Linked DNA regions of Mus musculus: all the other regions are linked to region 1. The links are chromatin loops, found by intact Hi-C in ENCODE. Cell type or tissue: left cerebral cortex. All regions are shown on one strand.

Region 1 (2,500 bases):
GTCCAATCCGCGGTCCCGCTCACGGTGCTGCGCAACAGAGCAGCCCAGGGCTCACTCTTACTTCCCTCCGAGAGAAACCAAGGGCGGCAGTTAGGGGGCCTGGGAAGCACAGGAAGAGTCAGCCGGGGCATCCATGGTAGAGATATCGTGAAGAGTTGATTCTACAGTGAGGGGTACCAGGGCTAGGGAGCAGGTCCACAATGGGGTAATGGAGGAGGGAGTCCATAGTAAGAGACCGGGAAGGAACCTCACTTAGAAGGGTAAATGGACTCTTGGGGGAAACGGAGCCTGGGGCTGAGAAAGAAGTGGATAAATGGGCGACGTGAAGAGGGGTGGCGGAGGTGGTGGTGGGGAACAGCAGCGTTGGGGCGGAAGAAGCGACCGCGCCCCGAGAGAGGCGGAGCGCGGCTGGTAGCGAGATGCACGCGTGCGAGGAACCCCGCAGCTAGGCGGGAACATCGAGGCGTCCCCATCGCCTTCCCGGTGTCTCAGCGCCTTCCAAAGCCCCCAGGACCCCACCCTTCCGCTCTGTCCCGCCTCACCCGCCCCCCGCGGGCGGCCTCCGACGGCTCAGCCTCCCCCGCAGTCTCCGCTCCTCCTCCATCCTTCTCCAAACAGCGTCCGGCGGAAGTGAGACTTACAGCCCGGCCCGCCCTCCGACCGGGATCCGCTCCGGCGGCTTCCAGACCCCCCCCACTCTCCGCTCTGCCAAGTGCCAGCTCCCCTTTGTGGCGCTGGAAATCTAAGGCGCCGAGATCCCAACCGTTGGGAACACGAGGCTGCCGCCTTGAGGGAGAGGCGGGACAGGGCGGAGCTGCCCTCCAGTTTGCAGGGGTGCGAGATTGGGCCACTCGAGCCTGTGCAGAGCCTGGGCTCCCTTCCGTCAACACGTGCAGAGAGCTGTCAGGCTTGCCCTGCCGGTGGCACCTCCCAGACAATGCCCTGCCTCAGTTTCCAGTTCTGTAGTCTTTTTCAGGAAGGCCCCATGGATAGGACCAAATTCTCAGGCCCAGTTTTGCCAGCATCTTCTTCTTAAAGGAGGAACTGGGTTTTTCTACCAAAGAGAAGAGCAATCAAACCGCAAAGCCCAGGGGACGAAGGCTCAGAGTGAAAAACCCGGGCTTCCTACCTAACCAATATCCCGTCCTGCAATCCTGCAGCCCATCACTTGGTGGCAGCAAAAGTCCAGGCACTTTGATGTACGCATTGGGATTCGCTAGTAGCTTTCTACTTCACAGCCCCCAGGGGTCAGGGCCGTTCCAAACGCCTGTCCTGCAACCATCTGACTCGCAGACCCTTTTCCTGGGTCTTCCTCCAGTCAGAGCTTTGCACCCCATCCTTAGGTGAGATCACACACACACACACACACACACACACACACACACACACACACACCGTGTGTACTTCCAGGTTCCACATCCTGGAAGTTGTGTCTAGACCAGGGTCTGGGGATGGTTTCTGCACTAAGGTTGTCTTCTGTCTCTGCAGACTTGAAGAGGAAGAGCAAGTTTAATCTCGGAGAGCGCATGTATTTGTGCCGTATGTGTCTGGTGCCCACAGAGATTGGAAAAAGGTCTTGGACCGCCTAGAACTGTGGTTACAGACAGTTGTGAGCTACCATGTGGGTGCTAGGAAATGAACCTGAATCCTTTGCAAGAACACTGGCACAGACCTTTCATCCCAGTACCCAGGAGGCAGAGACAGGAGGATCTCTATGAGTTTGGTTTATGGAGTGAGTTCCAGGAAAGCAGGGCTATGAAGAAAGATCCTGTCTCAAACAAAACAAAACAAAAAGTTGAATTTGGGCTAGGGAGGTGACTCAGTAGGCAAAGTGTCTATGCAAGCATAAGGGCCTGAGGTCAGTTCTCAGAATTGACATGAAACCATGCAGGACAGCGCAAGTCTGGACTCCAGGTGTGCTGTGAGAGGAGAGGCAGAAACAGGAGGTTCCCCTCGCCTGAAGCTTTTGGGACTTGTGGACACAGTGCCTTCACAAGGTGGAAGGCGAGGTTGTCCTCTGACCTCCACCACGGTGTGTGTGCCCACCCTCACAACACACAGGAAGGAATTTTTAAAAAATATTTATGTATGAAAGTAATCTATCGACGGGCGTGGTGGCACACGCCTTTAAATCCCAGCACTCGGGAGGCAGAGGCAGGCGGTTTTCTGAGTTCAAGGCCAGCCTGGTCTACAAAGTGAGTTCCAGGACAGCCAGGGCTATACGGAGAAACCCTGTCTCGAAAAAACAAACCAAACCAAAACAAAACAAAACAAAAAAAACAAAATAACAAAATAACAAAAAAAAAAAGTAATCTATCTGCATGTACACCTGCATGCCAGAAGAGGGCATCAGATCCTAGTATGGATGGTTGTGAGCCACCATGTGGTTGCTGGGAACTGAACTCAGGATCTCTGGGAGAGCAGTCAGTACTCTTAACCACTGAACTATCTCTCCAGACCAGGAAATAATTAATAATAATAATAACAACAACAACATAAA
Region 2 (2,500 bases), 100 kb after region 1:
ATTGTGGCTACCCCTAATGTCCTGAGACAAGGATAAGAAGCCAGTGTCATCTCAGAACCTCAGTGGCTGTGTCAGGAAGCCAGAGCAGGAAGCCCGGGGTCTTGCCTGGACAGCTGGTGGGTTTGCTGATGACTGTGTAGGTGGCCAGCCTGGAGCTGTTTGCAGAGGCTGTGATGGAAAGCAGCCCCACCTGGCCTGCCTCGATTACCAGGACAGACCTGATGCCAGCTGAGGAGCCACTGTGGCACAAGCCCCGCCTGCCATACCCACATGGAACAGTGACTGCAAGTTTCAAAAGCTCAGCATGCTGTGGGGAGTTAAATACCAGAGGCTGCCTGAGGATGGGCTGGAAAACGGCAGCTGCGGCTGCTCACTCCCAGCCATTTTCCTTCCTAAATTGAAACATCATTTTCTTTGTTTTTCTTTTGACAGAAATTTGGTTTCATCTTGAGAAGGAGGAGGAGGAGGAGGAGGAGGAGGAGGAGGAGACTACAGAATGTTGTACTGTGCCTGAAGGGCAGACTTGAGAAGTGATGCTCATGAGTAGTTTAGGAGATAACAGTAGAGGGCAGGTCCAGAGACCTCCTGTGACCTGGTGAAAAGATGGCTGACCCAGGGGGTTGGGCCTCCTCAGCAGTCAGGTGTGTCCCTTCAGCGGCAGTTATGAGACCCGCCCCCCCCATGACCCTACCTTACCACTGCTGGGGATGACCAGGTAAGGAGGCCCTCTTCACTCTGCGACGCTAGGGAACCTGAACTTGAGGCTCCTCACGCTGGATGGCCTAGTTGCCCCCAGTTCTTGCCTTCACAGAAATCTAACGTAGACCTCCATGGCCCTGGGAATAATGTTGGTGGGGCAGATATGAGGGTCCTCAGAGGGCACTGGGACACTGAGCCTAGCCTCTACCTGTGTCCCATAAGACTCCAACCCAATGCAGTGCTGGGGCCAAGAGCCTGCTAGAAGGAGTCCCACAAAAGGTGCTACTCAGGGTTGGTATTTAGAATTTTATTGACGTCAGTAGCTGTGGGGCTCACGTGGGCAGTCCTAACGCTCAGGTTGTTTAGGAATAGAGAGGATGTGGTCCCTGGGAGAAGCAGCATCAATCTCCATTCAGGGAAGGCTGGCCTTCCCATGAGGGTATTGCTGGCTCCTTTATGTCCAACAGCCAAGAGTAGCCGCTAGCTTAGAGCTTCTGGTGATCTTCAGGGACATGGGGCCAGTGGGTGTCCCCCTTGGCTAAGATCCGCAGGTGTTTGAAGGTGGTGGGCAGCCTGTGGCCCAGGAAGGGAGGGCTGGTCACATCACAGACCATGAGCACATACTCCCCTGTGAGGGACAGGCAGGGGTATCAGGCTAGTGTGACCACTGGAGCCTAGGCTCTTCACCCTCCCTGGGTATCTCAGCCCTATCATCTCTGCCTGCCACAGACTGCCATCCTGAGGTTGGGTGTTTGGTTAGCAAGCGTTTGGGCAAAGCAACCAGCTTCGCAGGCCCAGCCTGGATCTGAAGTAAGCAGTGGTGTGGGCCAGCCCTTGGGGTCAAGCCACAGAGACCCCTGCTCCCAACTGCTAATTAGGCCACGTGGCTGAGTCTTTTTGTAAATACTTGACTACATTGTTTTTGGAGAAAACACATTCATTTTCTCTAAATATTTAAGAAATAGCTGGGCCTCTGAAGGTTTGAAGTGTCTGGTGGGGTCCTGAGGCCCTGGGGGGGTGCTGTTGGGAAAGCCCTAGGGGACTGGAGGGTAGAAAGCCTGGGGGTCTCTGGAGAGGGAAAGCCCTAGGGGGGGCTGAGAGGGAGGGAAAGCCTGGGGGTCTCTGGGGAGGGAAAGCCTGGGGGGGGGGCTGGGGTAAGGGAAAAACTGGAGGCAGGAGAGAGAAAGCTTGGGGGGCTGGGGGGAGGGAAGGCGGGAGGGGGGCACAGAAGGGAAAGCACTTTTCCTTTCCACAGTCTGTAAACTGTCTGGAGAGCTTCAAAGTTGGAGAAACCATAAAAAAGAAAATAAGAAATAACAAAAAGGGAAGTTGCCATAGAAACAGCCCTCTCTCCCTCCCCTGAGCCCGCTGGGGCTGGCACCAGAGTGTGGAAAAAGCTCCTTGGCTGGCCCAGGCTCACACCAGGAATGTGGCGGCAGCTGAAACTGGGTTGGGGCAGGCTCCCACCACCAAGCACAGCAGAGCCCAGCCGAGTGACATTCCAGCCACTGAGCAAGTAGTTACCCTCCATTCTGGCTCAGCTAAGGGCTGTGCCTTCCTGGACAGGACAGGATGAGAGTGGGCCTGGGGGCTGGAGGAATTTGCTTGGCCTTGGGTCAGTTTCTTTAGAGAAACTGGCTTTAGGAGGCCCATGAACTGGGACTGGGGTGCCTGGGACGGGGGACGCACATTGTATCAGTAAAGCAACGGCAGCAGGCCAGCCCCGCTCTGGCAGCTGGAGGAAAGCCCTGCATAGCGACGCAGCCACAGTGTTCCCAAGCAGCCCATCTCTAGGCGTTCC
Region 3 (2,500 bases), 280 kb after region 1:
TGGGTTCTAAAGAAATTTACTTTTCAAGAGCTGGGGAAAGGCTCTGTTGATAAAGCCTCAGCCTTGCCACCATGAGGGGCTGAGCCCAGATGCCCAGAACCCATAGGATGGTGGTGTGCGCTTATAATCCCGCAATCACAAAATGGAAGAGGAAAAAAACCAGACAAACTCCTAGGGCTTGCTGGCCAGCTACTCCAGCCTACTTGGTAAAGCTCCAAGCCAGCTAGAGATAAAAAGGGGAAGAAAGGTCTGAGGTGCAGACTGACGTGGGACTCTGACCATCCCTCTCTAAACACTCGGTTACAAAGCCAGGCCTGGAGGTGCAGCAGGCCTGTAACCCCAGCTAACTGGGAGGCGGAGGTGGAGGCAGAGACAGGAGGATCACAAGCTCAAGGCCAGCCCAGGCCGCTTAGTGAGATCCTGTCTCACGATAAAACATAAGACGTGGGCTGAGGGCAGAGGACATGATGCAAGTGTGGTCTACTGTACATGGAATGTTTTCTTCCAGCCATAAACGAATGACATCATGTAATTAGCAGAAAAGGGGAAATGATCAGATGATCAGATTTGGTGAACCAAGCCAGTCTCAGAAAGACGAATGCACATTCCTCTTATTTGTGCTTCCTGGACTTTATACGTGTGTGTGTGTGTGTGTGTGTGTGTGTGTGTGTGTGTGTGTGTGTGCGTGCATGTGCGCACACGTGTGAGACACGAGAGAAGTAAGATGTCTGGGGAGACAAAATGAGGAGAAGGACGGGCACAAGCAGAGAACTTGAGCAGAAATATCCCCTGCATACATGACACATGACACATGTATGAGTTGTTAAAAAAACATCCTACAAAGAGAGGGATGGGATGTAGCTCAGTGGTAGACACGTGCCTGCACATGCAGGCCCCAAATAAGCAGAGCTGTCTGCCACACCTGACCTCTCATCTTAAGAGGTCACGGTGGGTAACACACAGCACCTCTGAGATGCACGGGGTCAGCAGGGAGGGCTTACCTACAGGGACTGAGGGTCAGGAACGGCCACAGCCTTTAGGACTTTGAGCCCATGGAGCAGCCCAGGACCCACAAGTAGGCAAAGGAAGAAAGTAAACAGCCTTCACAGGCCCCAGGCTCTTTTGTTTGCTGTTTTTAAAGATTTCATTTTTATATATTTTTTAATTTGGGGGGAGTTTATTTTTATTTCATGTGTATGGATGTCTTGCCTAAATAAATGCCTGAGCACCATGTCCATGAAGTGCCTGAGAAGGCCAGAAGAGGGCGTCGGTTCCCCTGTAAATGGAGTTACAGGTGGTTGTTGGGAATGGAACAGGAGAGTCCTCTTAAAGAATCATCAGGAGTGGTGGCGCACACCTTTGATCCCAGCACCCGGGAGACAGAGACAGGCGGATTTCTGAGTTCAAGGCCAGCCTGGACTATAGAGTGAGTTCCAGGAAAGCCAGGGCTACACAGAGAAACCCTGTCTCGAAAAACCAAAAAAAAAAAAAAAAAAAAAAAAAGTCAGTGTTTTTTTTCCTACTGCTTATCCATTTTCTTCAGTTTGTGAGGCAGGGTCTCTGTAATATAGACCGAGCTGGCCTTGAACCTATGGCGTTCCATCTGCTTCTGCCTCCCAAGTGCTGGGATTAAAGGTGTGCACCAATCACCACACCTGGAGTCAGGCAGGCTTTCCACATCTTCACAGAGCCCTGTCACCATGGAATACTGCACACTGCCAACCTCTGGGCTCCAGAAAAAGCACAAGACCTCTGTCCACTTGAGCCACACACTCCGGGGAGAGTTCCCCAGAGTTCCAGAGAAGGACATATCAAGGACAAGCCCCTGTAGGCAGAAAAGACACTTTCCAGTTTGTAGAAGCACCTGCAGATTCACAGGCCCCCAGGTGACACAGGGGGAAAACGGGAGTGTCTGCACCCTACTGCAGCTCCATCTCTCAGAGGCCTGACCAGGCAAAGGTTTCTCAGTGGCAAAGTAAATAGGCTAAGATATCTGTAAGTGTTGGCTTTGAGGAAATACTCAGGGACTACAGGAGAGCAGATGCTCAAATTCACAGACGTGCAGGACCAAGGTGTTTGGAGGCCAGAGTTCTCCCCTCAGTGAAACTGACACAATGCAGTCTGTCCTGTCCAAGCAGGGCACGGAGAGGCCCATTTTTGGTTTAGTGAGTGTATCATGTGCTTAATCTCATCCCCGGCCACAGTCCTAAGCCTCCTGATCTCGCTCTCCTGCCCCCAATCCGAGCCTGTCCTCAGGCTTGTCTGATCCTACATGCTTTTGTAACTCACTCCGAGGACACTGTTTCCTAAAAGACAAAGCTGCGCAAATGGATGGAGGTGTACTTTACCCAGTGATGGATCCGGGAGTAAAGGAGCTTGCTGTCTGGAGTTTGATTCCCAGGACCCACATGGTGAAAGAAGAGAATCCCACCAAGTTGTCCTTTGACTTTCACCACGGCACCAAGAAGGGCAGGACAGCCTTGCATTTACTACCCCAGAG

Evidence for each region. Hi-C counts contacts between places; a loop is a spot of excess contacts. Peaks named below come from ENCODE experiments on the same cell type or tissue, not always from the same donor. Only the 100,000 strongest peaks of a DNase experiment are listed, where the experiment ranks them.
Region 2: it touches region 1 in a loop (2.2-fold over the local background); 3 of 42 quality-filtered maps call a loop at or near these places.
Region 3: a loop joins it to region 1, with 2.3 times the contacts of the local background. A loop is called at or near these places in 10 of 42 quality-filtered maps.

What each region holds. Positions count from the first base shown.
Region 1 is chr4:155,248,105-155,250,604 of GRCm38, reverse strand. It overlaps Faap20 (Fanconi anemia core complex associated protein 20), which reads right to left and starts at 639. Exons shown (of 4, transcript NM_001190445.1): 1 at 543-639; 2 at 1-99. The coding sequence starts at 604. In left cerebral cortex, CTCF peaks have their summits at 1,160 and 2,329 (motif pointing right); DNase peaks (open chromatin) are centred at 53, 638 and 1,165; H3K4me3 peaks cover 1,103 bases; H3K27ac peaks cover 1,184 bases.
Region 2 is chr4:155,143,994-155,146,493 of GRCm38, reverse strand. It overlaps Morn1 (MORN repeat containing 1), which reads right to left. Exons shown (of 14, transcript NM_001081100.1): 14 at 987-1,327. The coding sequence ends at 1,185. Among named protein-coding and RNA genes, the nearest start is that of Morn1, 59 kb to the right of the region's middle. In left cerebral cortex, a CTCF peak has its summit at 1,453; DNase peaks (open chromatin) are centred at 255, 1,478, 2,130 and 2,435; H3K27ac peaks cover 1,491 bases.
Region 3 is chr4:154,966,138-154,968,637 of GRCm38, reverse strand. The region is part of intron 1 of Pank4 (pantothenate kinase 4); the gene reads right to left. Among named protein-coding and RNA genes, the nearest start is that of Gm42363, 3.1 kb to the right of the region's middle. In left cerebral cortex, a CTCF peak has its summit at 1,252 (motif pointing right); a DNase peak (open chromatin) is centred at 1,267.